Regions from separate parts of the Mus musculus genome. Here all the other regions are linked to region 3. The links are chromatin loops, found by intact Hi-C in ENCODE. Cell type or tissue: left cerebral cortex. All regions are shown on one strand. Each heading gives the region's core, and the rest is flanking DNA. Links, peaks and the distances in the headings are about the cores only. Region 1 overlaps Fkbp9 (FK506 binding protein 9). Region 2 has its middle 11 kb from the start of Kbtbd2. Region 3 overlaps Nt5c3 (5'-nucleotidase, cytosolic III).

Evidence for each region. A loop is a pair of places that touch in the nucleus more often than their neighbours do. Peaks named below come from ENCODE experiments on the same cell type or tissue, not always from the same donor. Only the 100,000 strongest peaks of a DNase experiment are listed, where the experiment ranks them.
Region 1: it touches region 3 in a loop (4-fold over the local background); 9 of 42 quality-filtered maps call a loop at or near these places.
Region 2: it touches region 3 in a loop (7-fold over the local background); 30 of 42 quality-filtered maps call a loop at or near these places.

What each region holds. Positions count from the first base shown.
Region 1 is chr6:56,846,166-56,853,993 of GRCm38, forward strand. It overlaps Fkbp9 (FK506 binding protein 9), which reads left to right. Exons shown (of 10, transcript NM_012056.2): 2 at 3,473-3,618; 3 at 4,398-4,587; 4 at 5,197-5,342. Among named protein-coding and RNA genes, the nearest start is that of Fkbp9, 18 kb to the left of the region's middle. In left cerebral cortex, for the core only: CTCF peaks have their summits at 2,342 and 4,351 (motif pointing right); a DNase peak (open chromatin) is centred at 4,379.
Region 2 is chr6:56,804,934-56,812,761 of GRCm38, forward strand. No RefSeq gene overlaps it. Among named protein-coding and RNA genes, the nearest start is that of Kbtbd2, 11 kb to the left of the region's middle. In left cerebral cortex, for the core only: a CTCF peak has its summit at 3,891; DNase peaks (open chromatin) are centred at 1,466, 3,913 and 4,794.
Region 3 is chr6:56,905,043-56,912,870 of GRCm38, forward strand. All of the region lies in intron 1 of Nt5c3 (5'-nucleotidase, cytosolic III), which reads right to left. Among named protein-coding and RNA genes, the nearest start is that of Nt5c3, 15 kb to the right of the region's middle. In left cerebral cortex, for the core only: a CTCF peak has its summit at 4,082 (motif pointing left); DNase peaks (open chromatin) are centred at 3,103, 3,519 and 4,084; H3K27ac peaks cover 567 bases.

The DNA of each region.
Region 1 (7,828 bases), core at 1,770-6,769, 59 kb before region 3:
CAAGTAAATAAAATAACAACCCAGAAACATTTTCAGTTTAATTTGCAATTTTTTTATGCTTAATGTCATTTTAAGAGGAATGATTTGTGATCTGTTAGCTGTGCCCACAATAATCCCTCTATCGACAAACCGATTCTTTGAATATTTAATTTCAGTTTAATGGACATTTTAAATAGGATTCCATGCTAAATGTGCAAACTTCTTAGAAAAAGAATTAATACTATTAAAATAGGATGTGTGTGCACTTCAAAAAATTGTATTAAGCTTGGAAACTGTATTCATGTTCTGTAGATGAGGAATGCATTTGTAAAGCCCCCGCCTGCCTGGGTACTGTTGCTGCTCCCACATGTGCTGGTCCTCAGGAGTCTTAGAAGCCTTGCTTATAGTTTCATTATCACAATCCCAAGGATGGCTCCGAGGACGGTACTGTGATATGGCCATGCTCAGGCAAAAACCAGGAGCTGGCAGAACAGGAGGTGGCATTTGCCCCATCGTGGAGGTTTGAGGTTGATGTGTGTAGAAGGTGCACGTGCTTCTTTGTGCTCCAGTGTGGCCCAGGCTGGAAATCCTGTTCTGCTCACTGACCTTGAATTAAAATGGGGTATTAGACTAGGAGGAGCCGGGGAAGGGGGAAGGTCTGAGGAAGCCGGCACCTCAAATTGCTTCATCAAATCGATCCTTAGGAAAAAATGAGGAAAAGGCAGATGTATCAAAAGGAAGGGTGGCCACAGAAGCATAAGTGCTAGCAGTTAGTAACTCCCTGCCCCTCTCAGGTTTTTCAAAATGGATCTTTCCATAGTATCTGCATATGTGTAAATGGAAAATGGTATCATTTGATAGTGTAGCTGTGTTACCTGTAGTATATGTGTGTGTGTGTGTGTGTGTGTGTGCCAGCTCATATGCTTGCCATGGCACACATGAAGAGGCCACAGGATGTCTTGTGGTTGTTGGTTCTTTCCATCCACCATGTGAGTACCAGGGACCCAGGTTGTCAGGCTTGCAGCAGGTGTCTTCACCAGCTGAGCCATTGCATTGGCCTACCCCTCACTCACTGAAGCACCCTTACCCCTCACTCACTGAGAGCACCCTTACCCCTCACTCACTGAGAGCACCCTTACCCCTCACTCACTGAAGCACCCTTACCCCTCACTCACTGAAGCACCCTTACCCCTCACTCACTGAGAGCACCCTTACCCCTCACTCACTGAGAGCACCCTTACCCCTCACTCACTGAGAGCACCCTTACCCCTCACTCATTGAGAGCACCCTTACCCCTCACTCACTGAGAGCACCCTTACCCCTCACTCACTGAGAGCACCCTTACCCCTCACTCACTGAGAGCACCCTTACCCCTCACTCACTGAGAGCACCCTTACCCCTCACTCACTGAGAGCACCCTTACCCCTCACTCACTGAGAGCACCCTTACCCCTCACTCACTGAGAGCACCCTTACCCCTCACTCACTGAGAGCACCCTTACCCCTCACTCACTGAGAGCACCCTTACCCCTCACTCACTGAGAGCACCCTTACCCCTCACTCACTGAGCGCACCCTTACCCCTCACTTACTGAGAGCACCCTTACCCCTCACTCACTGAGAGCACCCTTACCCCTCACTCACTGAGAGCACCCTTACCCCTCACTCAGTGGGAGCACCCTTACCCCTCACTCACTGAGAGCACCCTTACCCCTCACTCACTGAGAGCACCCTTACCCCTCACTCACTGAGCGCACCCTTACCCCTCACTCACTGAGAGCACCCTTACCCCTCACTCACTGAAGCACCCTTACCCCTCACTCATTGAGAGCACCCTTACCCCTCACTCAGTGGGAGCACCCTTACCCCTCACTCACTGAGAACACCCTTACCCCTCACTGGGAGCACCCTTACCCCTCACTCACTGAGAGCACCCTTACCCCTCACTCACTGAGAGCACCCTTACCCCTCACTCACTGAGATCACCCTTACCCCTCACTGAGAGCACCCTTACCCCTCACTCACTGAGAGCACCCTTACCCCTCACTCACTGAGAGCACCCTTACCCCTCACTCACTGAGAGCACCCTTACCCCTCACTCACTGAGAGCACCCTTCAATATGGACGAGTAGGAACCGGTAAGATGGCCACAGGACAATTTATTTTCCATCTGACTAAAACAAAGGCAGGGCTATCCCCTTGAGTTGTTTCCATTGCTTCTTATTGTAAACCAAGATACTCAGCAAGGTTTCTTTTGCTTATTTTTCTCGGTTTTGCACTCATTTCCCCTTTCCCACCCTGATTCTTTTCTTCAGTCTGCAGGGCTGGGAGTTAAATCCAGAACCTTGCAATGCTAGATTCCACCACTGCACAGTGCCTCCAGACCTCTTTCCCTTTAAATTTCAAGGCAGTCTCAGAAGGTTGCCCAGGCTACCTTTGAACTTGTGGCCCTTTCCCCACAACTTCCTTTGTTACTATGGACTATCAGGCCTTTTCCACACACAGTGTTTGAACCTATGGGCTTCTCTGCTAGTGTATAAAGTAGTTAGAGACAAACTTGTCTTGGCCTTCATTTATATATCTCTCAGAGCACATAACCAATACATCTCCTAGAAGATAAAACTCTGTTGCTCAATTTAATGTTGAAGAACAGGGTGTAAGTCCCATCCATGTCTTGCTATTTATGGCCTGCCATGTCAGCATTTAATCATGTGCAGCCCCTCTCTATTGCATCTGCCTCAGTGTGGCTTAGGAAATCAAAGGACAATTTCAGGACTTTCTGCTTTCACTGTGGGCTCAGGGGGATCAAACTTAGGGTGTCAAACTTGTGTGGTAAGTATTTTTTAAAAAACTTTTTATTGGTTCTTTGTTAATTTCACATCATGCGCCCCAATTCTACTCACCCCACCCCATATACTTCTCCATCCTGGCAACCTTATCCCCCAAAAGAAAAAAAAATCTCATGGTGGAAGCTGTAGTGTGTCACAATGTGTCTCACAGTATACCCTTTTGTCCATACTTCTTTGCTTGCAAATGCTCATTGCAGTGAGTCATTGGTCTGGTATGAGGCCTCTGGCTTCTGCTACACTATCAATACTGGAACTGTATTATGATTCCTCTTGGATATGGATATTCTGTTGTTGCCCTGTGTCACGGAGATCCTATAGTTTTGGATCTGTAGGACGGGGTCCCTTTATGCACTCTAACAGTTCATCCAATGAAGGGGACATGTTGGGGAGAGCTAATTCAAAGCCCTGGATCTGGGCCTAAGCTCATCAGTCCAGCGGCAAGCAATTTTAAGTGGATTTGTTGGCTACTTATATTGAAGTTAATATAAGAACTTTGACCCTGCAGATGCTGTCCAGTGGTTACAAATCCTGGGTCAGTAACTCCTTGGCAGGCCTTTTTGTCTGCTGCTGTGACCATCACGAAACTGTTTTCACTATGGCAATAACTGTGCTTTTGTTTCTCTCTCTCTTCCTTCTGGATTGTCAGCTATGACAGGGACTCTACCTTCAATGTGTTTGTGGGAAAAGGCCAGCTGATCGCAGGGATGGACCAAGCTCTTGTTGGGATGTGCGTAAACGAGAGGCGTCTTGTGACGATTCCCCCAAACCTTGCCTACGGAAGTGAAGGAGTTTGTAAGTCTTCATTCTGTTATTTATAGACACATTTGCAGCCCCTCCAGCCAACCTGACTGGAGAATTTGGGATCTTTAATAGAAGAAAAAGAAAGGCCCAACACCCATAGCTAGCATTTCCAGTATAGGTTTATCTCTTAGAGATGGAAGAAAGTGCCGACACAGGAGTATCTAAGGAACTCTTGAGAAGAGGAGAAGTTTTTCTCTTTCTTTAATTTTATTTGGAGGAAGAATCAGCCCTTTGTAATTGTACATCTGTGATGGGTTTGAATTCTTTTGGCTTTTGTTATCACGGCAGTGGTCAGTTGACTTCTTACTTGTGGGATGTGAGCACATGTTTATTTAACCCACTTAGGCACGTAGGTCATTGATAGCAGACCAAAGATCCCACTAAATTCAGCCTGGTGAGCTAATGAGTTCACTGGAGTAACTTGCAGGAGCTTGGCTGAGGGGTTACTTCCGGGCAGCCACTGTATTATTAAAAAGCCCACTGTGATACGGGTGGTGGCAGATAAAACCTGTGTCTCTGGAGCTCAACTTGGAGGCAGCTCCTTAGGGCACAATTCCTCTCATTAGCCACTGTTTACACTTTTACAACTTTGGAGAGGAACCTAGTACATCTTTTTCTGTTAGTCTCTCCAGTCCCACTTCCATACCCACTTCCTCCCTCCTGAGGGGAGCGGTTCGACAGAAGATAGCTATTCAACCGCTGCTTTCTAGGGAGTCTCGGAGTTGCCAGAAGATGGCAGTCTCTCAGTGTGAACGCTCTTTAATTTCCAGCTGGTGTGATCCCTCCAAACTCAGTTCTTCATTTTGATGTACTCTTGGTGGATATCTGGAATTCTGAAGACCAGGTTCACATTCAGACCTATTTCAAGCCTCCCAGTTGCCCTCGGACTATCCAAGTATCGGATTTTGTGAGGTACCACTACAACGGAACGTTCTTGGATGGGACACTGTTTGATTCCAGGTAGGTGCCACTGTTGGTGGCAGTGTGTGAAATGCCTTTGGTTCCTTCTGTCGTGTCTTCTTTCTGTGCTCATTAGGAAACCAGAAAATGTATTCTACCAAACTATACTTAGTACTAAATCCCTCCTCATATAATTTTGTTTGATACTCTGGTGCCAGGGTCAAACTATAACACCTTTAGAAGAAATTAAAAATTTCATTTAAATGACTAAATGGTTAAACCATAGTTGCAGATCTCCATTTAAGTGAAGAGACATGTTTCCAGGGAAACTCATGGGTGTTTGAGTCATTTATATGGTTTGTCTATGGAAAGGGAAGGGGAGAACTATAGAGAGGCCTGAGGCTAGGGTAAAAAGTAGGGAAGGAACTCTCTGAGATTTTCCGTAATGGCAGAGAACTCAGTGAGTAGGAGAGCTGTTGACTGCCGGTATCCATAGGAACTTCTCATTTCTTCCTAACAATGAGATATATGCCTGCTGGGCCACATAAGACCCTGCTCCTAGGGGTGACTGTGGGCTTTGTGTTTATCTGAGACTTGGAAAACAGAAATCCCAAGGGATGAGTTAGGAATGGTATGGAACTTGCTTCCTTCCTCTTTGATGTTTTTCAGCCATAATCGCATGAAAACCTATGACACGTACGTGGGGATTGGATGGCTGATCCCTGGAATGGACAAAGGGCTGCTGGGCATGTGTGTCGGCGAGAAGCGTATCATCACAGTCCCCCCTTTTCTGGCCTACGGGGAGGAGGGAGATGGTAAGTCCTTCTCTTCCTCAGAGCTTCACTCGTTCATTCTTGTATGTTTCTTTTCATTGGTGAGTTTGTGTGTGTGCCTGCTTCTCTGTACATGTATATGAGTGCATTGCGATAGGGGCCAGGAGAGAGGTTCAGATCTCCTGGAGCTGGAGAGTCAGGCTGTTGAGAGCTGCTGTATGTGGGTGCTGGGAACCCAACCTAAGTCTTCTGACAGAGCAGCTAGTGCTCTTAACTCCTCGGTCATCCATCTCTGAGGCACCTCTCTAGCCTTATTGTCTTTACCTTTGTCTGTAGTGATCAGTTCATCTGTGTCCACTGAGAAATATCCTGCCTTTTGCTCTAGGTCAACTATAGTACAACTATGGTAGCCATTGGCTACCACACGTGGTTGTTTACATTGAAGCAAAAATGAATTAATATTAAAATTCAGTTCTGGCCACAGCCTCACATCTCTGGTATGAGAGAGCCACACATTGCGAAGGGCTCTGTGCTACTCCACAACACCCTTTGTTTCCATTGTTACAGAGAGGTCTGTTGGACACTGCTAGGCAGGATGATCTTCTGTTTAGACTTGCATTTGCTCATGGACATCAGTGTTCATGCTAAGCGCTGTGTTCCTCCCTGCCTTGCCAGCTGCAGCCCTGGCCACCAACTTCTCTCACTTTCTTATTTGTAAGCAAGATTTGGTCTAGACAGTTTAAGAAGCTGTAAACATCAAAGTAAAGGTTTAGCCACTGATGTCTAAATTGACATATTTCCCAGCTTTCCTCCTTTGTTAGCTCTATGAGTGTGTATGTGTGTGTGTGTGTGTGTGTGTGTGTGTGTGTGTGTGTGTGTGTGTGTCTGTGTGTCTGTGTGTGTGCTCTACTTGGATAAACTCAAAGCATACCATTGGCTGTGACTATTGTGGAGTTGGTAGAGTTCTTACCTAGCATTCATGAAGCCCCAGGCTTGATCCCCAGCACATGGGGGTGCACACGTCTAATTTCAGTACCTGGGAGGTGAGAATAGGAAGTTGAGGAGTTCAAGGTCATCTTCAGCTACACAGTAAGTTGGAGCCCAGCTCGGCCACATAAGACCTTGTCTTGAAAGCAAAATAAAATAATTACTGTCCTATGAAGAGAAGTAGAGTGTTGACTGATAAATAAGGTTTATTAGTTATCCATATTAAATTTCATAATTCAATCATACTGATGGTTGGATACAACAGAGACCTTTAGGTATTTAAGCAGTAGGTACTCATAGAGTAAAGAATAGAAATGAGAGCAGGGTGTGGCGGCATACACCTGTAGTAGCAGTTGACAGACTGAGCCATAGGATTGTGAGTTCAAGGCTAGCCTGGTAAATAAGAACCTATTTTAAAGAAACAGGATAGAAAAGAAAACAAATGAAAACATGGTGTTATTGAGGAAGTCGAATGGTATTCTACTTAGCAATAACCAATGTAATATTTTCCACACTGTTTTCTGCCTTTGTGGTCTGTAGGGCAAAGGGGAGAGGAGGCTGAGGGGATGAGGCTCAGCCTGTCCATGTTTTATATTCCATGCTTGAGATCGGCAAACAGCTCTTTTGGTTGTACTTTTCTGTTGCTGCTATAAAACACTATGACCAGAAGCAATTGATAGAAGGAAGGGTTTATTTGGGCTTACAGATCATCCAGGGAATAAGAGTTCATCGTGGCAATAAGCAGCAGGTGTGGTACCACGAGTGAGGTGAGATCTTACCTCTTCCAATGCATTTCCAAAGTCAGAGAGGCAACTGGAAGGTGTGAGGCCTTTAATCTCAAAGTTGGGCCCCAGGGATGGGCTACTCTAACTAAGTAAGGCTTTACGGCCTAAACCTCCTGAACTGTATTACCAACTTGGGAGTGTTACTAACTTGGGAGGTTATGTTCAAATGTCTGAGACTATAGGGCGGGGCTTTCTCATTCAAACCTCTATAATGGGTTATTTTTATTTGTTGGTGCTTGTGATCAAACTTAGGGTCTTGTGCATGCAAAATGTGCTATCCTTCTGGCTACAAACCCAGTCCTGCATACTGTTTCTTCAAAGAGTCGGGCATTTGAGTACCTTACTAAAGATACTAAAGAGAAACAGTTTGAAAATCACCACAAATGTGTCTTACTTCTTGTCTCTGAAAGATATAATTATTCTTTTAAAATCTTTTATCTCATGGATTTATTTATTTATTCACTTTATATTCTGATTGCAGTCCCCCTTTTTCCCAGTCCCCTCATACGCCACCCCCATGGCCTTTTCCCCATTCCCTCTGTTTCCCTTCACCTCTGAGAAGGGGGAGGTCCCTCTCAGGGAACCAACCCACCCTGGCACCTCAAGTCACTACAGGACTAGGTACACCCCTTCCTACTGAGGCCATACAAGACAGACGAGTTAGGAGAGGAGGACCCATAGGCAGGCAATAGAGTCAGGGTCAGCCCCCACTCCAGTTGCTGGGGGACCTGCATGAAGATCAAACTACACATTTGC
Region 2 (7,828 bases), core at 1,281-6,280, 100 kb before region 3:
GTCAGGATATTTTATCTCGGTAACAGGAAACGATGACTAAGAAAGAACATTGGTACCAGGAGTAGGGATGTCACTGATGAATCTGGACATGTGGTTCTTAGGCCTCTGGAACAGGTTTGTGGAGTGAATGTGGAAATTTTTGATCCTTCAGGCTAGAAGAGTCTCTGCTGTACACAAAGTGTAGTGTGTGTGACATTCTGGTGGGAACTTAGAAGACAAGAATGGTGAGAGAGATACAGTGGAAGCCTGGCTCGGAGACTTCGGCAGTTGGGGGCGGGGGAACCGCAGACAAAGGATTTCATTAAGAAGTAGGATAGAGGCCATGAGAGATTTTGGCTAAGAATCTGGTTTCATTTTCCCCTAAGACTCACTTTAAATTGTCTGTGATACAAATGCTCTCCAGCTAGGGGTATAGCTCAAGGCACATCACTTGCCTGGCAGCCCCTGGGCTCAAACTCCAGCATCAGAAGATGAAAAGAGAAGGAAGTAAGCACGGAAGGAAAGGAAAGAACTAGAAGAAAGAAAGAGAGAGGAAAGTAAAGTAAAAAGACCAAACTCTCTCTTGTACTATCCCAACTCAGTCTATGATTAAATTCCTGAAAACACAACTTTAATTCATTGTTCAAGGGAGTAATGATTTGGAAAATGCCCACTGCAGAGCTTAAGAAGGGAAGGCTTAGGGACGGAAGAGGTGAATCAGCTGTTAAGAACACTGGCTACTCTTCTACAGGACACATATTTGATTCTTAGGACTTAGATAGCAACTCATGGCCATCTATAACTCCAGGGGATCTGACAACAACTTCTGGCACCCTTCCATGAACACTGAACACAAGTGGTGTGACATACATGCAGGCAAAAACACCCCCACACATAAGACAGTAACGATCTGTTTTAAAAGAAGGGGAAACTGTTATTTAACAATGGACTCTGATAAAGACACAAAGTGCAGCTGAACCAGAACCTTGGACTCAGGAATCCAGAGGGATGTATGTTCCAGGATTCCAGGAGGGATGGCAGACAGCAGGTGCAGTGCAGCAGGAGCGTGTGTGGTGTGTACACATGGTGCCCTCGGTCAGTCCCTAACACCAAGCAACAGGAAAGGAAAAGGAGTCATGTGGCCTGCACAACCTGTGCAAATAGGTAAATGGGCCAAACACTATCTAAATCCCAGATCACTGTCTAACCACATCTGATACTCAAGTTAGGTTGTGTAAATGTGTATGTTTTATGATAAATGTCTCACTTCTTGTAAAGCCCATGGTTTGACAGTGCACGATTCACTGAATTGCATAAAGGAAAGAAGTATACAGCAAGACTCAGGAGATGTGAGTAACTGTGTAGCAGGGTGCTTGACACATAAAGCAAGGCATGTGTTCCATCCCAGCACCATGTGTAGGGTGGAAGGGATGGTAGCCTTCCATCTGGAGAGCACTCTATCTCTGTCCTTTTCTCTCTTTCCTCTCTCTGCATCTTGCTATGCACACCCCCTCATTACTAGTGCCTGAGGAAGCTAGCCACCATGGCATGAGGACACCCACACAGTCTTTGGAGAAGTCCATCTGGCTGGAAACAAAAGCAGCTGATCAACAGCCAGTAATAACCCGAGGCTGGAAATACAAGTGAGTGCAGAGTGAGATTCTCCTGTCCCACTGAGGCTGACATGATAAACAACAAATGAACAGACAAACAAATCTTACAGGAGTCTCAGAGTTAGAGTCTCAGCTTTCAGAAGGCTAAGACAAGAGGACTGAGCATTTGAAACCAGCATGAGGTAAATAGCAAGATCTTGTCCCCCAAACCAAAGGGCTGGAGATGACAGTCAGTGGTGGAGTACTGGCCTGACATGCACAAAGCTATGGATTCAATTCTTCACACATGCACACACACAGAGTGACTTTTCTTCAATACTGCCTCTCTAGAGAAGCTTAGTAAAACAGACAATGTAGCAACACACTGTAGTCTCAGCTGAAACAAAAGATCACTTGATCCCACAGAACCCCAGCCTAGACAGTAAAGTGTGACCCCAGTCACCAAAACTAAAAACCAGAGGCAGGAAGATGGCTCAGTGGGTAAAGTCGTTTGCTGCCAAGCCTGAAGACTTGAATTTTATTCCTGGGAACTCACATGGTGAAAAGAGAAAACAGACTTCTACAAATTGTCTTCTGATCTCCATACTTGTATATCCGTGTTCATTGCTGTTTTATTCACAAGACCTAGGAAACAGAATCAACTGGAGAATGGATAAGAAATATGTGATAGACATTAATACAAATTATTCACCTGTAAAGAAAAAAAAAGAGGACATGAAAATTGCAGGTAAAGGGCAGGAACTGGAAAATGTACCAAAGTGAGGTAATTCAGGTCTAGCAAGACAAACACCGTGGTTTCCCATATGTGCTGTCCTAGTTTGTTTTCTACTACTGTGATAAAGACTGTGGCCAAAAGCAACTTATAGAGTAAGGGGTTTTATTATCTTACATGCCTCAATTACAGCCAGTCACTAAGAGAAGTCAGGACGGGACTCAGACAGGAGCAGAGTGGGGGATCACTGACACTGCTCACCGACTCAATCATCTCAGGAGCACTCTCTCCCGGAAGGAGGTTTCACATCACTCTTTAACCAAGGAAAAGCCCTACAGTCATGCCTATGGGGCACTTTCATAGAGGTAATTCCTCAATTTCAGTTTCCTCTTGCCAGGTGACTCAGTTTGTGTGAAGTTAGAACAAACTGACTAGCACGCATGAGGATTACAGTGGAATCCAGGAAACTAGAGAGGTGTTTTTGGGGACATGCTAAGGGAGCACAGATTGAACATTGTCAGTAAAATAAAAGTAGAGGTGAAATATTGGGGTTAGAAGGACTTAAGCAGGAAGGGGAGACCAGTAGGGTGGAGGGAAGGGTTAACCCAAAGGAAGAGTGAATGAAAAGCCATACAGAAGTCTACTATCTCACAATCCAATTTAAAATCAGTTTAAAGGATAGTAGAAAACATGTGAAATAAAAGAAGAGGAGGAGATACAGGGCATTAGAGGAATAAGCAGGGATAGAGGTAGGAGGATGGAAGGGAGGAAAATGTAGTAGGTAGGTCAGCCAAAATTTGAGTGTATACAAAAGCCTTAAGAAAACCCACTAGTGGGAAGAGAGACCCCTTGGTATTGCAAACATTATATGCCCCAGTACAGGGGAATGCCAGGGCCAAGAAGCAGGAGTGGGTGGGTAGGGGAGCAGGGTTAGGGGAGGGTATAGGGAACTTTCGGGATAGCATTTGAAATTTGAAATGTATATAAAGAAAATATCTAATAAAAAAAAAAGAAAACCCACTAGTTAGTACGATTCTGTGGTGGTTTGAATAAGAATGGTCTCTATAGGCTCACAGGGTAGAATCCACTATTGGTATGTTGCAAAATGGTCTTGCTGCCAATGTGCCTTCTACATATTACCCATAGATAGTCCTGAGTTGCTGTTTCCTTGGTCAGAGAAGTGTCTTTTTTTCCATCAACCAATGGAAAGAATGGACAGCTGGTCACAGTGTAGGGAATAGACACTGAGTGTTCAGTCCTATATTAGAGAGAGCCATAGATTGAACTCAATAGGTTGAGCTTCAAGGATTTAAAACAGCTGTTTAATATTTTCTACCTAGGAGCTCTCCAATATTAATTGCTATCTGGCCATTTTCTGGCTCTTTATTTTGCCCATTAGGTAAGTTCTGGATGGTTGCTGGTTTGTTCTGTCATCTGAGCATTGAGGGATTAGGTGTTTGTTCAAATCTTTCCAATCTGGCATCGTGCTTATCTTCTCAGAAATTATAAACTTCCTGTGAGCTGTCAGCATCAGATGGCATCTCCATTCTGATCAGTGATGCTTGCAGTTGATGTGTTTCCAATGTTTCAACACTAGGGGGAGATCCTAGCCCACGTATATCCCTAGTGTAAAACCAGCATACTATTCAGAATGAGCCAGAGGAATAACTGGAAGGGATGGTCCGCCTTTACAGTAATCAGAGCTGGGCAAAATCACTGTGGACAAACCAATTCCAGGAACATTTTCTGTGCCTGTGGCTACCAATACACTATTTACCACCCTGATCTACATACAGCTGGAATAAGATCAAGGTCAACAATGTCATAGGTTGCCTGATGCTGAATTATGGCTTAAGATTGCTACAACCAACCATAAAGGATGCTGACTGAAATGGAAGTCTGTTAGCCTGGAGTAATGTGTCTTTTCCTGATTCCAGAAAAAAATAAAATAAAAACACCCCAAGTGAGATTATTAAAACTAAACGTTTCTTTAAAATTAGTGTATCCTCACACTTGAAAATAGCAACAGTCACTGATAGATTTTCACAGAAACTCATTATTGAGAAAATGAGCTATTCCATTTCCAAAACTTGGTTTTTTCTTTGTTTTCAAATCCTTAATTTGATGGCACAGAAAAATTTTGGTTTCCATTTCCTTGTATGAATAATGTTAAGAGTTTACATAACTTTTTCTATAAGACAGAAGCAAGACATATATGAATTGCACTAACACACACACACTGCTGCCACTAACTCTTATCCTATATCTTTCTATCCTATGCAAGGGGACACTAATTTTGACCCCCCCTTTCCTTTCCTTTCCTTTCCTTTCCTTTCCTTTCCTTTCCTTTCCTTTCCTTTCCTTTTCAACTGCTAGCTTATCTGCCCACAGTTTCTGTAGCCTTCTTCACCCCCACCTTTTCTAACCAAAGCCGCAGAATCACGAGTCTCCACCATGCCCTGTTTTACCTTCTGCATTATGCAAGCTTTGGGGATAACTGCTCTGCAAATCTTACTCTCCCTCAGACCTCCTCTGCCCCACATTTGCGTGTCTTTGTTCTCTTTATCTCTTACCGTCTCCCCAATAGTCATCAGCTTCAGGTTCAAGAAGTGGAGGCTCTGCTGGGCGGTGATGGCGCACGCCTTTAATCCCAGCACTTGGGAGGCAGAGGCAGGCCGATTTCTGAGTTTGAGGCCAGCCTGGTCTACAAAGTGAGTTCCAGGACAGCCAGGCTGTAAAGAGAAACCCTGTCTCGCTAAACTAAACTAAACTAAACTAAACTAAACTAAACTAAACTAAACTAAACTAAACAAACAAAAAAACAAAGAAGTGGAGGCTCTAAGTTCAGAAAATCTATGATAACCGGCTTACCTCCACACAGTCAATCCGAGGAGGCCATGCAATGTTCTTTGGAGGCAGATCACATTGACGAAAACTGTCCAGGAGGGAGAAGTGGAGCTGCCCTAGGCTGCCATTCCTCAGCAAGATGATGGTGGTGGTACTGAAGAGTATGGCAGGTCTCAGCCCACTTAGCAGGACAGCACCAATGCCACAGGCAGAGGCCAGTCAGCCAGTTCTGCCACCCCACTGGCTTTGTAATGATAGAGGAAGCTGCAGTTAGCACAGGAGCAACACTCCTGCCCCTAAAAGGTTCCTGGAAAGGGTGGCAGGGGAAGGCTGTGTCAGGGGGAGGGTTGTGTCAGGGGGAGGGTTGTGTCAGGGGGTGGGCTGTGTCAGGGGAGGGCTGTGTCTGGGGGAGGGCTGTGTCTGGGGGAGGGCTGTGTCTGGGGGAGGGTTGTGTCAGGGGGAGGGCTGTGTCAGGGGGAGGGTTGTGTCTGGGGGAGGGTTGTGTCTGGGGGAGGGTTGTGTCAGGGGGAGGGCTGTGTCAGGGGGAGGGCTGTGTCTGGGGGTGGGCTGTGTCAGGGGAGGGCTGTATTTGGGGGAGGGCTGTGTCAGGGGAGGGCTGTGTCTGGGGGAGGGCTGTGTCAGGGGAGGGCTGTGTCTGGGGAGGGCTGTGTCTGGGGGAGGGCTGTGTCAGGGGAGGGCTGTAGCAAGGGAGGTTTATCTTTCACAGGCTTAGGATGATGGTGTTGGAAGAACACTCTGGTCTCTAGGGTGGGCTCCCTTCCACGCATGTCCAACCTTTTGACATTGTGAAGTAACACTGCTATCCACAAAGTTCATGTTTGAGCACCACACAATTGAATTACAAATGTAGTAGAAAATAATTATAGATCCCGGCATGAGGCTTCTTCCCTGCCTTTGACCATTTATGTTCCCTAATGAAAGACACACAGCCTTCATATTTTAATATGCCCTAGGCAGCACAATAGCTGGGCAGCTGCCTACCCTCTACGCTGTTAGAATCCACTTTCCTATCAATACCCCAAATCATCACTATTCACTATGTTCCATCTGGACTGCTCTTAGCTCCAATTGGGCAGCCCACAAGGCCATGTTCTCTTGGCCCTTAGTCCATGGTGGCTCTCCTCTCTCCTGCACATTCTTTTTTCATTGCCTCTGCCTCCTCCTTTTTCCTTGTGTTCCTCTCTCTCTAAGCCCACAACATCTCAACCCCACCTATGTCTCTTCTGCCCAGCTATTGGCTGTTGGCATCTCTATTCACCAATCATAATTAACTGGGGCTAGGGCCACTCAGTGTCTTACATGTAGACTCTCTTGTCTCTGGGGTACCAGTCTTGGGGCCCTCAGATTAGCATTAGAATATAAGCAGCATTAGGCCAACCCATTACAATAGCAAAAACTACCCTCCTAATATTTTAAGTGATTTTACAATTTTGTGTTGAGCCTCAATCATATTTTGGCCACATGTACCCATGGACCACAGGTTAGAGAAGCCTGTTTAAAGTCATAGGGATGTTCTTGATGGAGAGGAGTGGGGCAATGGGGCCTGAGCACAGCATCCTTGAGTTTGAAGTTATGGGATGGGTTTATTTCAGTGCTTTCAAGACGTAGATCATTATGCTGTTAGTATAAAAAAAGCCAATTAAGCTTGGGAATATTATAGTATTCTGTGGTGGTCTGAATGAGAATGACTCCCCTCCCCCCACCACAGCAGCTACATAGGCCCATATGTTTGAATACTTGGCCTCTGTCTGGTCCCCCAAGAAAGTCTGTTTCCCAAGGCTGGCATTTAGACCAAAGTTCCCATTCCTTTAGGGGCTTGAAGAAAGTTCTTGTTTGCTAAAAAGGAGTCATTCTCCTTATCTCTGGCAAGAGGAGCTTGTGGTCCTTTCATTAACTTATGGCTGTGGTGCCCATTAACTTGTCAAGGTCAATGCTTACACTCTAGACTCATTCAGTCTGGGCTCACAAGCCTCATGCCAGCTCAGAAGCCCCCCTTTTCCTGGTCCCACTTATCCCTCAAAATCTTTTCCCTGTCAGCTTCTCCTTGCTTTCCCAGGAGACAACCTTTGTAGTTTGGAATAAACTTTTCCCTTTTGACCCACAGAGAAGGTATTTTGGTTTCTTTACTGTGCCCATTTTTCATTCAGTTCCCAACTGGTACTGTTAGGAAAGGATTAGGAGGTGTGGCCTTGTTGGAGGAGGAGCCACTCTGGTGGGCTCTGAGATTTTAAAGCCCTCCTGCCATTCACAGTAAGCTCTCAGTCTTTCCTGCTCCCACACCTTTGCTCTGCCATCATGGACTTTAACTCTTTAAAACCATAAGCCCAATTAAACTTTTTTAATTGGCTTAGTCACAGTGTCTTATCACAGCAATAGAAAAGTAAATTAAGATAGAAGTTGGTCTACTGCTGTGTTTCAAGGAATGTGGGAGGCTTTGAGACTTTGGATTAGGAAAGCAAGTGAACATTGAAAGCAGACTTTAATGGGCCATCCTAGTAGGAGCCTGGATGACAGTTGAGCTGAGAACTATGTAGACTGTGGAGTCCCACTGCAAGCAGATTCAGAAACAATATTAGGCACTGGGCTGGAGACAGTGTTGGAACCTCTGACATCTTGAGGTCACCACTGCAACCCAGGCTTTGTTTTCAGAGCTTCA
Region 3 (7,828 bases), core at 1,935-6,934:
CATTTATGGACCAAAGCAGCAAGGTTGTTTTTAAAATCATTTTGTGCCACTATAGGCACTCAATCATGTACCCACACTTGTACTACTGCAGGCAATCATGTACACACATCTGTGCCACTGCAGGCAATCATGTACACACACCTGTGCCACTGCAGGCAATCATGTACACACACCTGTGCCACTGCAGGCAATCAATCATGAACACACACCTGTGTCGCTATAGGCAATTACATATATATATGCTTACATTAGAGTGCTTGAAAAATATATTCCTAAGACTGCTTGCCTCGTCAGAGGGCTCAACAGATATAAAGCCTGACAACACAAGTTCCATCCCTGAGACTCAAAACAAAACAAATCAAATCCCAAATCTCACAGTTGTTCTCTGATCTCCACACCATGACAAGTGCTTGTGGCCACTCAAACACACATAGCACACACAGGCACATACAAGAAGCATAAACACAAAACAGTAATGCCACCGAAAGTACTGAATTAATGGCTCTACTTCTAGATACGTCCAACAGGACTGACGCACATATGAGCACATATAGGCTAGCAGCACACATAAGACTTGCACAGGTTCAAGCCAGAAAAGGTCTCACCCCTAACCAAGAAGCTATTTGCAATCGACAAGGGGAAAAATCAATTTTCTCCAACGGTGTGTCACTGGGTGTATCATGATACTTCAGGGCAGAGTATGTGCTCAGGAGCAGCTGGCCAACACACACACACACACACACACACACACACACACACACACACAAAATCAATGATATTTTTGTGGACTTTTTCTTGTTTTGGGATATTACTGGTGGTCTTCTGCTTGTTTGTTTTGATGTTCCTGTGAGTTTTTTCCTTTTTCTTTGGAGATGGATAGAGAAATGGGAAGAGGGAGACAGGGAGAATCCGGCTGACAGTGAGTAAGAACACAGTTTAGTATGTAGGGAAGTTGAGAGGATCTTGGAGGAATTGGTGGAGAAAAATGATCAAAATACATTGTATGTACAAACAATATGTACAAAAAAATTACTGAATAACAAACACTTTTGGGGGCAAGGGATGTAAGTCAGTGGTCTTGCATTCATGAAGCCCTGAGTTTGAATCTCAGAACCAACCACAAAACAAGCAACACAAAACCAGTTTTGTTTTAAATAGATTTTTCATTGTTTTCTGAGAAGGGCTAGAAAGAAGCTGAAAGTCACAGAGGCGGGTCCTCAGCAGTGGAGTGGACTTTCATCTCTGCACTGTGGCTGGCCTGGCTGAAACCACCCACGTCCCTCCTAACGGCAGGCACTAGATGAGGAATTGCAATGCCAAAGGACAGAACTACGGGGGACAGGATATCCGCCAGGTTATTTTCTCCCACTCTGACACTGTAATAGATGTCTGCTATCTTTATCAATGGAGAAAGTGATATCTACTTGTATGCTTGAGTAACTATTCAGAACTTTTCATAGTTTGCCACGAAAAAGTTTCTTAGGACTTGGTCAGCCCTGAAAAATACAAGGGCCCGAGTTCAGTCCCTAGAACACCCATTTAAAAAACTGGGTACGGTGACACAGGCTTGTAATCCCTGGATCTTGGTGACCAGCCAGCCCAGTCTACTTGGTAAGCTGGTTGGTCTGATTATGGGGAGGGCCTGTGGGCTCCACCCCAACAGATATTAAAACCTTTCCCCAAACCTCAACTAGGTGGCTTGAGATTTCAAATTTCCTTTGAGAAACTCAAACACATTCTTTAGCAGCCTACAACTTTTTTCTTATTTAAAAAGTCTTCCATGCTTCATGCTAAATGTGCCATGTCCTGGTATATCAAGATTTGCATGACTCTAACTGTTACTTCCATCCTATTGTAGCGGGATCTCTGTGCCTGGAACAGAACAAGATGAAGATGTTTTTGTATCTTGGACTTTGCAGAACATACAGTTTGTTCTCTGCTCAAAAGAAACACTGTTACTATAGATTGCTATTTTGTATAGGGCACATTAAATCAAAGTGGTAAAGTGAGGTTTTCCTATTGGTTCATTCTATCTGATACACTTAAACAGAGAACAGAGAGAGAGAGAGAGACAGTTCAGCACACAGCAAGATTTTCAGGTCTCCCAAGTGCAACAATACACAAGAAGCATGACTGATTGGCTACAGGACTGCTCAGTGGAAAACCATGTGCTTTAGTTTGTATGCAGGAGGCCATGGGATGATTCCTAGCACAAAGACAATTCAAGCCTGTAACAGGAGACTGAGACAGAAGGACCTTTGAATTTACAGGCTAGTTTGGGCTACATAGTGATACTGTCACAAGACCAAAATAGAAAAAGAAACCTGACTAATTGCACTCATAGATCCTAAAATCTAAAATGCGCTAGTAGCAAACTAGACTGTATGCTGTAACAGCCAATACAAGCAAATCAGTATCAATAAGTGACCAGAGATGAAGGACAGGGATTTGCAGGTGACTTGACTTCCTTTCGCTTTTTCTGTAGTGAGTGTCACTAGCATTACCTGGATGCAGTGATTATCAAAGTTTCAGACTGCTGGAGTCAGCTTAACAGACAGTTGTGCTAATAATTCCAGGTGGAACATTTTACAAGTTAGGCAAATAATGTAGTGTATACTTGGTCCCAAGTCCATTCCCCAAACCAGAGATTTGGTTTCAACTTGTAGGGCTTCCAGCTCCAGTCCCACTGTAGTGTGTCCCGCTCACCTGCAGACCCCTCTTTCTGACACAGTTTCACTATATAGCCCTGGCCTGCCCCAAATTTACCATCCTCTTTCTTTAGCTTCCCAAGTGCTGGGATTATGGTGTGCCTTATACCATATCTGATTCTAGTCTTTCTTTTCCTTCTTCTTCTTCTAACTACTGTCAGCACATTTCAGTTTTGCATTTCTGCATGTGACAAAGCTTAAGAGTTCTCAAGTGGTTCCCATCTGCTTCTATAAGAATCCACCAAGTGAATCAGTTGTTCTTTTAGAATTCTAACAGTTTGACAAGATAGACCTTGACCTTGGTGTGCTGATAGCTGTTCCTGAGAAAGCTGCGTATAAGAATGTAGTGATGTGAGGGCTGGAGAAATGGCTCAGTGGTTAACCTCACTGGCTACTGCCGCAGAGGACTTGGGCTCTGTTCCCAGCACTCACGTGGCAGCTCACAACCATCTGTAACTCCAGTTCCAGGGCATCTGGTGTCCTCCTCTGATCTCTCTAGGCATCAGGCACACACATGCAGGCAAAATATTCATATGTATAAGTAACAGTGATGCACATAAATAAACCTTTAAGAGTGGTATTTCAAAAATAAAATGACATTTATTGTTTTCTCAATAGGCTCAAGTAATCCTGTACCTTAGGCTCCTGTAGTTTAAACTACAGGAGGGCATGCCACAGCTGCTTAGATTATGGTGTTCTTAATGCTGTCTCTAACCTAAATTCCCAATTAGAAGGGCATGTGGAGAAATATGAATAAGACAATGTGATGTGACAAGGTAGAGAAGACTACCACGAGTACAGAGGATGTTTCAGGCTGCGGTATCTACTTCCACCTACTTACAAGAAGGAGCTTACCAACAGATTATGCAACCCCTCATCAACTGCAAGATGATTTTGTATCTTTTGTACTCTAGTAGACTAAAAAAAAAAAAAAGGAAGGGAGAGAAGGCAAACAGCATATAAAACAAAATGACAAGATGACAAACAAGTCTGCCACATCTGGGTGTTGTCATACTTGTTTAAAATTTATAGCTTAATGTTAAGGTAACTCTGAGGGTTTACATGAGAGTACATAGTCTGCCAGGCATGGCAGCTCATACACTCAGCTCCAGAACTCAGGAGGCAAGAACAGGCAGATCTCTGAGTGTACAAGGCTAAAGCTACATAGTAAAATACTGTCTTAAAGAGGAGAGGGAGAGAGAGAGAGAGAGAGAGAGAGAGAGAGAGAGAGAGAGAGAGAGAGAGAGAGAGCATAACGTTCAGACAATGAATGTACACCAAGAAAAAAAAAATTTAACTACCTATCCAGCAACACAACTAGTGCAGCAACATTGGAAAGCAGCCTACTGCAGCAGGAGAAGCCTGCCACCTGCTGACAGAAGGCTGCATCACGTAGTCGTTCCTGACTGATGGGGGTGTGTATTAGTCAGGCTTCTCTAGAGTCACAGAACTTATGGAATGTCTCTATATTGAGGGAATTTATTGTGATGATTTACAGTCTGTAGTCCAATTAACCCAAGAATCTAGTAGTTGCTCAGTCTTGAGGCGAGTTGTTTCAGCTGGTCTTCTGTAGAAGTAAGTAGGTTCTAACAGATGTGCTGGCAAGTAAGTACAAGCAGTTAAAGAAGAGTGACTCTTCCTGCTTCCAATGTCCTTATGTAGGCTTCCATTAGAATGTGTGGTACAGATTAAAGGCGTGTACTACCTTGCCTGGGTCTAAATTTTCATGGCCACTATGCCGCAAGATCTCCATGCCAAGATCTAATCCAGCTCAGAAACTGGTGTCTTCCAGCCTCAAGATCTGGATCACAGGCGAGCCCTCCAATTCTAGATTGTAGTTCATCCCAGATATAGTCAACTTAACAACCAGGACTAGCCATACAAGGTGTTTAGTTTGTTTGTTGTATTTAATGACTTTTGTTTGCTTATTTAATTAAATAATGTATTTATTTTAGAGACAGAGTCTCACTAAATAACCCTGGCTAGCCTGGAACTCACAAAGCTCCATTTGCCTTGGCCTCTCAAGTGCTACTGGCCAGGCCATGGCTGATACTTTAATGGGAGGAAAACAATCTCTCAGGTAAGGTACTCACACTACATTTAAATACATGGTGAAAATGCTGACGCTATCAGCCAGAGGCTTTATACGTAGTTTGGAACTAGGGGACACAGAAAAATGAAAGGGCCGCCTCACTCTCTTGGTTCTGGTTTAAATATCTTGCCTCGCTGTCTCATTACATCCATGGACTTCAACATACTGGACCAGGCCAGCTGTGAAAGACCAGTAGTCACCTTTCTGAGAAGCATCACAAACTGCTAAGTGACCAATGAACCACAGCCCAGCTCCCTGACCCGTACACAGGTAAGAAGGGTCCCTGTCATGAACCATACACAATCTAGCTCTCTGTCACCTATGTCATCGTGACCCTTCCTTCTGTTTTGGTTATATTGCTTTGGTTCTTGTTCTTCTTCCCTTCCCCCTTCTTCTTTTTGCACTGAGGCAGTATCTCATGCAGTAGCTGATGCATTATATATCCCAGAGTAGTCTAGAAATTGTAAAAATTATCCTGCTTCAGCCTCCTAAGTACTAGGATGCGCATGAGGCACCAACCTAATCTTAATAAAGTTTCCTGTTCACCCGAAAGCTTGCACAATATGTCTAGTAAGTCTCCTCTTGAAGGGCAGAATTCTTTGGATAGGAAAAATAACTATAACAGAAGAAATACCCATATCCCAATTCAAATTTAGTAGCAGATTAACCAGCTCTAAAGGCCCCAAATGATTCTCAGTCTACCAGGACTGCAAGTTTGAGGCCAGCCCTGTCTATACAGTGATTTTTAGAATAGTATGGGATACACTGCAAATACCTGTCTGAAAAATAAAGAACAGCCCTCAGGAGACTAAGACAGGAGAATCACAAATTTGAGGTCATGTGGCTGTATAGCAAGACCTTCTTTCAAAATAAAATAACGAATAAATAATTAATAATGATAAAAATCAGATAATTATGGGGGCAAATGTTCTATGGTAGATTACTTGCTTAGCACACGCCAGGACCAGAATTCAATTCCCAGCACAACCAAAATTTAAAATAAAAGTTCTTTTATGTATTCTAATTATCTCTAAATGATTTTTATGCTTAAACTACTTTTAAAGCAAGAAAAGGTAAATAAGAAAAGGATTTTGCACAAAACTATATAGGAAATATTTCAACTACTATGAAAATTAAAGCCAAGCCTTTGTGGAGATTTTATACAGCTCTAGAAGTTGAAGCTCTCTGTTCTCTCTCCCTCTCCCTCCCTCCCCACCTCTCCCTCCCATTTTCTGAGACAGTGTTTCATACAGATAGTGATAGGCTTGCACCTCTGCCCCTACTGAGCTGACAGGATTACAAGTGTGTGCCATAACACCTGGCTTATGTGGTAATGGGACTGCATGCCAGGCAAATGCTCTCCAATCGAGCTACAGTTCCAGACACGAAACTTATTTTAAATTCTGCTCCCTATTTCTAGGTTTTAGTAATGCCAATTTGGTGTGTGCTCAGAAAAAGAGAAAAACATCAGTTTAATGATTCTAAATTCATTCTGGATTTTATTAATTAACTATTTTTTTTAAAAAGCACACAAAGACTCTTCAGCAAATTAACCACTACACTTGTCATCAGAGAATGCAAACGAAAACTATATTGCAATTCCATCTTACCCCAGTGTGATGGTTTGTATATGCTTGGCTCAAGGAGTGGCACTATTAGGAGCTGTGGCCTTGTTGGAGTAGGTGTGTCACTGTGGGTGTGGGCTTAAGACCCTCACCCTAGCTGTCTGGAAGTCAGTCTTGCACTAGCAGCCTTCAGATGAAGATGTAGAACTCTCAGCTCTGCCAGCATCATGCCTGCCTAGATGCTGTCCTGCTCCCACCTTGATGGACTGAACCTCTAAGCCAGCTCCAATTAAATGTTGTCCTTTATAAGACTTGCCTTGGTCATGGTGTCTGTCACAGCATTAAAACCCTAACTAAGATTCCCCCCACCCTCAAACCCCCCATCAGAATGGCAGTCATTACAAAAGCAACAAATGCTAGTGAGGATATGAACCAAAGAGAACAACTCTTCTGCACTCTGCTAGAAATGCAGCCTAGCCCAGCACTAAGGATATGAGTATGAAGTTACCAAAACTACAACCCACTTATAACTTGGTCCCCTTTGAATGGTACAAATACTTTCAACAAAGAATTCAGGTGATAAGAGAGAGAAAGAGAGGGGGTAGGGAGGGATGGAGGGAGGGGTGGAGGAAAGGAAGGAAGGAAGGAAGGAAGGAGAGAGAGAGAGAGAGAGAGAGAGAGAGAGAGAGAGAGAGAGAGAGAGAGAGAGAGAGGAAATACAACTAATGCCTGAACTCCAGAGGTATGTCCCAATTCAAAAACATAAGAAACATTAAAAAAAATCAAAGTAGCATAATTCTTAAAAGTTACCAATCACAAAGTAACATCCTCCAACAAGAGTAAAGTTGACATAATCTTAAAGAAGGAATTCAAAAGAATGATTATCACTCCATCCTGCTGAAGAGACTAGGAACAGAATAAACATCTCAGCATAATAAAGGCTAAATACAAAACATCTACAGCCAACCTTATACCAAACAAAGGAAAAACTCAAAGCATTTCCACTACAGTTAGGACTAAGACAAGGGTCTTATTAAATATAGTGCTTTAAGTCTTAGCTTGGACAAAAGAAGGAAATAAAAGAGGTACAGATAGGAAGAAAGTAGTCAAAGTATCCTTATTTACAGGGGATATGATTCTATGTATAAAAGCTACAAAGGCCCTGTCAGAAAACTCTTAGCACAGATAAACACTTTTGGTAGAATAGGGGTATACAAAATTAACACCCCCAAATCAGTAGCCCTTCTAGAGACAAATAACAAACATGCTAAGAAAGAAATCAGGAAAACAATCCCATTCACAGTTGTATCAAAAGGTAAAATACTGAAAACCTGGCAGCGGAAGAGATGGTTCAGTAGTTAGGTGCTCTTCCAGAGGACCTGGGCTCAGTTCCCTGCACCTATGCTAGGCAGCTTACAACTGCCTGTAACTCCAGCTCCAGGGGATCTGAGGCCCTCTCCTGG